Linked DNA regions of Homo sapiens: region 2 is linked to region 1. The links are chromatin loops, found by intact Hi-C in ENCODE. Cell type or tissue: Caco-2. All regions are shown on one strand. Each heading gives the region's core, and the rest is flanking DNA. Links, peaks and the distances in the headings are about the cores only.

The links. Peaks named below come from ENCODE experiments on the same cell type or tissue, not always from the same donor. Only the 100,000 strongest peaks of a DNase experiment are listed, where the experiment ranks them.
Region 2: a loop joins it to region 1, with 8 times the contacts of the local background. A loop is called at or near these places in 2 of 110 quality-filtered maps.

What each region holds. Positions count from the first base shown.
Region 1 is chr17:56,174,778-56,177,696 of GRCh38, reverse strand. All of the region lies in intron 1 of ANKFN1 (ankyrin repeat and fibronectin type III domain containing 1), which reads right to left. Among named protein-coding and RNA genes, the nearest start is that of ANKFN1, 23 kb to the right of the region's middle. In Caco-2, for the core only: no CTCF peak of the experiment used is centred there; a DNase peak (open chromatin) is centred at 1,446.
Region 2 is chr17:56,125,274-56,128,192 of GRCh38, reverse strand. It overlaps a transcript of ANKFN1 not described here. Among named protein-coding and RNA genes, the nearest start is that of ANKFN1, 27 kb to the left of the region's middle. In Caco-2, for the core only: a CTCF peak has its summit at 1,467 (motif pointing left); a DNase peak (open chromatin) is centred at 1,552.

The DNA of each region.
Region 1 (2,919 bases), core at 207-2,706:
AGACATCACGTACTTCAGCCTATAAGAGGAATGTGGTTTCTCAAACAAATGTTATATTGATCTTTTATTTTGTGAGGCACATTCTGATTCCTGCAACTAAGTCATCTGGAACGTGGGAGTCACTGATGTGTGGGCTTGAGCATCAGCCAAAGCAGGAAAATTCATTGTAAGTGGATTATGAAAAATATTCCCTTGTAACCTATTTCAACAGGGAAGATGGAACAGGAGTCTCCAGCTTGTACTTGGCTCTTGCTTCTGAGAGGCCTATTTAAGCCCAAGGTGAGATGATTTTTCACATCACACATATGCATCATGGAAAATGGGCATTCATTCCCATGCTGGGAAACCAAAATTCCATCTGTGTTGTTGGGCAGTGGCAGAAGGGCATGCACACAGTGGCCTGAGGCTGCACCCCCTTAAACATGGACCCCGTGAAGCTTGGCAAGATCATGTAGCTCTGGCATAGGCCTGTGGTTAGATGGGAACCCCCTTGGGAAAACCAAACCAAATGGTTGAACAGAATCCGTGGTGGCTAGTCAACTGTTCACTCTGCCGGTCAGGCTGGAATCATGTCATTCACCAAGGAGAAAAGGGCAGGGGGGCCTTTCACCTGGGGGCTCTGGGGAAATCCCTACGATTCTACAGTCAAGGAGGGCAAAGTTGGCATGAGTTCCTGGAAACTCCAACCTGGCCTTCTTGGAATTACCTGGCTTGCTTGTTTTAAGTTATAGGATTGAGTAACATTCTTTAGGGGAATAGCAAGTGTTTCAATCTGGACAAAAGGCATTGTGTCCTGTGAGACTCCATACTCCCAATGATAGGATGAATTTTTTTCTCTTACAATATGTAATCAGTCCTGAGGCAGTGACATTACAGGAAAAATAGAACATAAGCTGGAGTGTTCAGCTCTTTCTGGCTCTACCTTCATCTTTGTCCTTTGCTTCATATTATCTACTCTCTCCTCAAAGAAGTGTTTTCCTACATACAAGACAGGTGACCTAGTTCAAGGCTCCATTTGCACATAAGTCTTAAAAAAGTGCTTTGAGTACCTTGGGCCAAATTCTCTTTCTCATTTAATGTCTTTTGAGGGCCAACGATATTCGAAATAAGGGATCAAGTACAGACTTTGACATAGTGACCACAAAGAATGGTGAAGACAGTCTGCTTTGCTATAAATGGAGTTCTCTTAACTCCTTGTGCGCATTGAATGGGTTCCAACCTATAACAAACACTCCGATCCCGTGCATTCCCAAGTGCATATCCATCAAATCCAAACTTTAAACTTGAGTAAATATATCTGTCTTACAAAGTCCAAGGTATTTATTACAGGGATCACCCACTTCAGGAATTTAAACAATGTTCAGACCAAGGAAAAATTCCTTACCAGGGGTTTTAAACTCCATTTCCCCTCTCTCCAGCTGGCTAGCAGAACCTGGCATGAAAGCAAGTGAACCAAGCGATTGCCATTCTTCCCTCCCTCAGTCCCTGACTCCCTAGCCTCTTTAACCCCTCCTTGCCCAGCCACATGGATTCGCATCATTTACTAGAAAAATGCATTAAGTTGGTGCCAAGCTGGCTGGAGCCCCCCAGTGGACTCACAGCAGGGTGATAAGAACAATCCTCCCCTCCCAGTACCCCCCTTCATGTCACACTCTGCAAAAATCAAATAAATAGATTTAAATTAGGAGATCATAAAAAAGGTATTTTTTTGTCTCTCTCTCTCTCCTGCCTCCCTTTCCCAGACCTCCCACCCCCAACTCCCCCACCCCCCTACTATCTTATAATAGGCTATTAATTCTAGCCATTTCAAACCGTCTGAAGTGTGGAGTGTAAACTGTGGCTGCATCAATCAGAGTTGTGTGTCAAGTTATTTCAAGCATTCCCTGTTGGCATAAAGAAAGGCTGGTTTGTCCTGCTCCAGCCCAAGTGCAGCTGAGATCTCCATTGATTGATAACTGAATGCATAGGGCTGGAAAGTTCTACAGCTGGGACTGCAGGAGTAAGCATATCTGAGTAGTCCAAGGAGGGAGTGGGGAATGGTGGAAATGGATGGTGACAAGGCATTTTATCCAGTGAAGGCAGGTGGGGATCTGGACTTCACCATCGCTTGTCAACTGGCCTCACTGGCTCTGACTTCATGAGCTGAGTTGCTCATTTCTGAAGATGTCTCACAAGGGCTTTGCAATGTGTATAGGAAATTCCCCAAACAACTCAACTCACCACCTCACAGCACCAGGTACAGTGGCATCATCTTTGTGACAACACAGGGGATTTCAAGGTGTTGATGTCCATGAGTGTTAGTGTCTTCACTCCCAACCAGTTATATCTAGGTGTTTTGTTAGTTGTTATTTTTTTGTTTGTTAGTTTTACCTCTCTCCTTGTAAAAACAAAACAAAACAAAAACAAACAAACCAACAAGAACTAACTGTCTGGCACTCAAAATTCCTACCCTGTCATATTATAAGTAACCTTTTCCAGACTGAAAAATGACAATATGAAGTAGGTCCTCAATCAATAGAGCACTTATTTTGATATCTTACTATGTATAAGTAAAATCCTGCAGACATCAAAGAATAATGGTAGATGGTAGTCTGGGTGTAAAAGTTAGAAAATATTTGCTTAATACAAACGTGGATATAGGTTTTTTTCCTGTATTACTCTTCATTTCAAAAGGTGGGTGGGGGTGATCAGCAAACAGGAATAGAAATTATGGCACAGAGAGAGATAATTAACTCCCTCCCACTTAATAAAAAAATAAAGAAAGAAGGTCCACTTAAGCTTATGTATCTTTTAGACTCATTTTGACCTGAGTAAAACCCATTCCCTGCCACTCCCTCTCAAATCCCCAGGGTTAAGCTTGGCTTTCAAACACTGACATTCAGTCTGGGGGAGGGGAAAGATGAAGGGAATCATAAAGGT
Region 2 (2,919 bases), core at 235-2,734, 50 kb after region 1:
GGCTCTACAGTCTTTCTAGCTCTTTCTGAGCAAGAGCTCTCTTTTTTTAACCTGTCGATGTATTGGGTGGTTACAGTGCAGACTACAAACTCCTATGAAAGCAGAAATCTTCAAGTTGAGTGAAGATCCTGGGAAGGAAAAGGGGAGAGGACTGGTGCTGAAATAAAGTGAATTCTTCTGTGAAGTTTGAGGACTTGGTTTTGGTGTGTTTCATAACAATAGTTTTGCTATTACATAGCAGGTGCAGAAGCCTGGAGAGACTCATTGAAAGGAAAACAAGCAAGGATCTTCCAGATACCAACAAACATCTTTGGAGGCTGATGGCATAGGAATTACCTTCACTACCTAGCCCCCAGTTCTTCCTTTCTCCACAAACAAGCTTTGCTGAAAAAGTTAAGAATTTTAGTTAGGATCTTTGAATAGAAATGGAATTGTATCTACAAGGGATTAGAGCTTTTTGGCACTGGCTTCAGGCTTTGGTAAAGTGATTGTGGGGGTCTGAGACTAAGTGAGAAACTAATGCATTATGAGCAGAAGATCCTAAACTGTGTTTTTTGTCTGATAGAAAAAGCTCAGGCTGGCCGGGTGCGGTGGCTCACACCTGCAATCCCAGCATTTTGGGAGGCCGAGGTGAGTGGATCACCTGAGGTCAGGAGTTCAAGACCAGCCTGACCAACATGGCAAAACCCCGTCTCTACTAAAAACGCAAAAATTAGCTGGGTGTGGTGGTACATGCCTGTAATCCCAGCTACTCAGTAGGCTGAGGCAGGAGAATAGCTTGAACCTGGGAGGTGGAGGTTGCAGTGAGCGGAGACCGTGCCACTGCAGTCCAGTCAGGGCAACAGAGCAAGAGTCTCTCAAAAAGTAAAATAAAATTTTAAAAAAGGAAAAGCTCAGGCTTGGAATCAATCAGACAGACCTAGGTTCAAATCCCGCCTCTCCTACATATGAGGACAATATATTTAGTCATCCTGAGCCTCAATTTCCTTATCTACAAAATCATGATAACAAGATAATTTATGCAAAGTGCTCGGTGCACTGTAGGAATTGAGTGATTACCTGTTAGCCCTCACTTCTAATGGTATTCAATATAAAGACCCATTTCATGATTACACTCTTGTGCTATGAGCCAATCTGGACCTAGCTTCAGTGCCCCTTTTAAGAGGTAGTAAAAGTTGAGTATGTAATAGCTACTCTTTTTGAGCATTTATGATAGATATGCCAAGGCATTGTGCAAAGCAATTTTTTGTGCATTTATCCCATTTAATTTTAACTGTCTCCCCATGATTTAGAGCTTCTATTTCTAGTTGATGAAAAGTCAGAAAAAAAATTTAAATATCTAGTAATGAGGGTGGTTTCTTTCACCCCATTCTGCTTTCATCAGGACCAATCTTAAAGCCTGGTGCTGTTTCTGCACTATTTTACTTATCAAAATGGTATTATTGATTGGGCTTGGGAGCAAGTGCTAAGAGTGCCCCCTTTTGGTCCTGGAGAGCCTTACAAATCATCTGGGAGAATTAGGTGTGAAGCCTCCTCTTTGCCAGCGCATTCAGGGTTATTTGTGTCTCCTACTGTTGTGTCCCCTGGTCGGTCTGTATGTGGCTTTTACATTCCTTAATAAAGTAATAGACATGAAAGAATTCTGTGGCCGACGCCAGCAGCCACAGAGAACACCAAGTCTAAAGTCAGCAAAAGGTAAACATATGGAGCCATCCAAGGAATGTAGCAATAAAAATTGGAACATATGACGAAGCCTCCCCTCCCCCCTCTATTTTTCTGGGATAATTGTGTCAAGAAGGGGGAGAAAAGCATCTCTTTGCAGACAGCATGCCTTCATTGTGATCCGCTGTCGTCTGGCAGGGGGAGCCAGTCAAGGAATCTTTCAAGAAATAGCCCCCCCTTTTTTTTTCCTGAGTGTTCAATGACCAAAAATCTCTCAAATCAAATCCAAAGACAATTATTTATTTTCCAGACTTAATTTAATAGCAAAAACACCCCTGGAGGACTGAATGTGGTATTTGACTTTTATTTGGGCCACTCTGGGCATCACCAGCAGCTTTATTCTCCAAAGTGTGACTTTGCAGTGAGCTCCTTGGCCCACAGAACAGTCCAGGGGCACTGGCTGGGATCCTCGTTCCCCACACAACAGCAGCCCCGGGCGGGGCCAGAGACAGCACATAAATAATGCTTCCCCGTGCAAATTTGACTCGGTATTTCTTTTCTGTGGCTCATAGTCTTCATTCTCATGAAGGGAAAACATGACCCCGGACTGTCCCCAGACCACCTTCCCAGCCTTGTCTGGCACCATGGTGGCCCCTGCCGGCCTGTCTGCCCCTGCTGTGTGGGGTGCATTGCTGCTTCCCTCTCTTGTCTTGCCTTTGCTCATGGCTTTACCTGTGCCTGGAGCATTTCCATCTCTACTTAGAACATTAGTATTCAAAGTGTGTGCTGTGGAGTTCCAGTGATGGATTCAAATCATAACTTTATTACCGAACGATCCACATGCCTGGAGAAAGTGAACTGGCCTCTCTGTGCCTTTCCTTGTGTTTCCTCATTTGTAAAATGGAAACTATCATAGAAACAACTTACTTTACAGGGCTATGATGAGGATAAAATGAGCACATGGTCTAGCCAGTATCTGGAACATGGTAAGCACACAATACCTTTTAGTTATCATTATAATTATTAGTAATCCCACTATGGAAGTCCTACTCACCCTTCAAGAGAGATCAATCTCATTTCTTCTATGAGACCTTCAGGGAGTCTTCTCCTTTTTTCCCAGGTTCCTTTTTATTCAACTGTTCTTCCACCTCTTTGGTTTTTGTTCCTTCATTATACCAAGTATTAGTCTCACTTGGAATAATTTCATACATTTAACAGCCATTTACTAAGCACATACAATGTGCAAAGCATATTGCT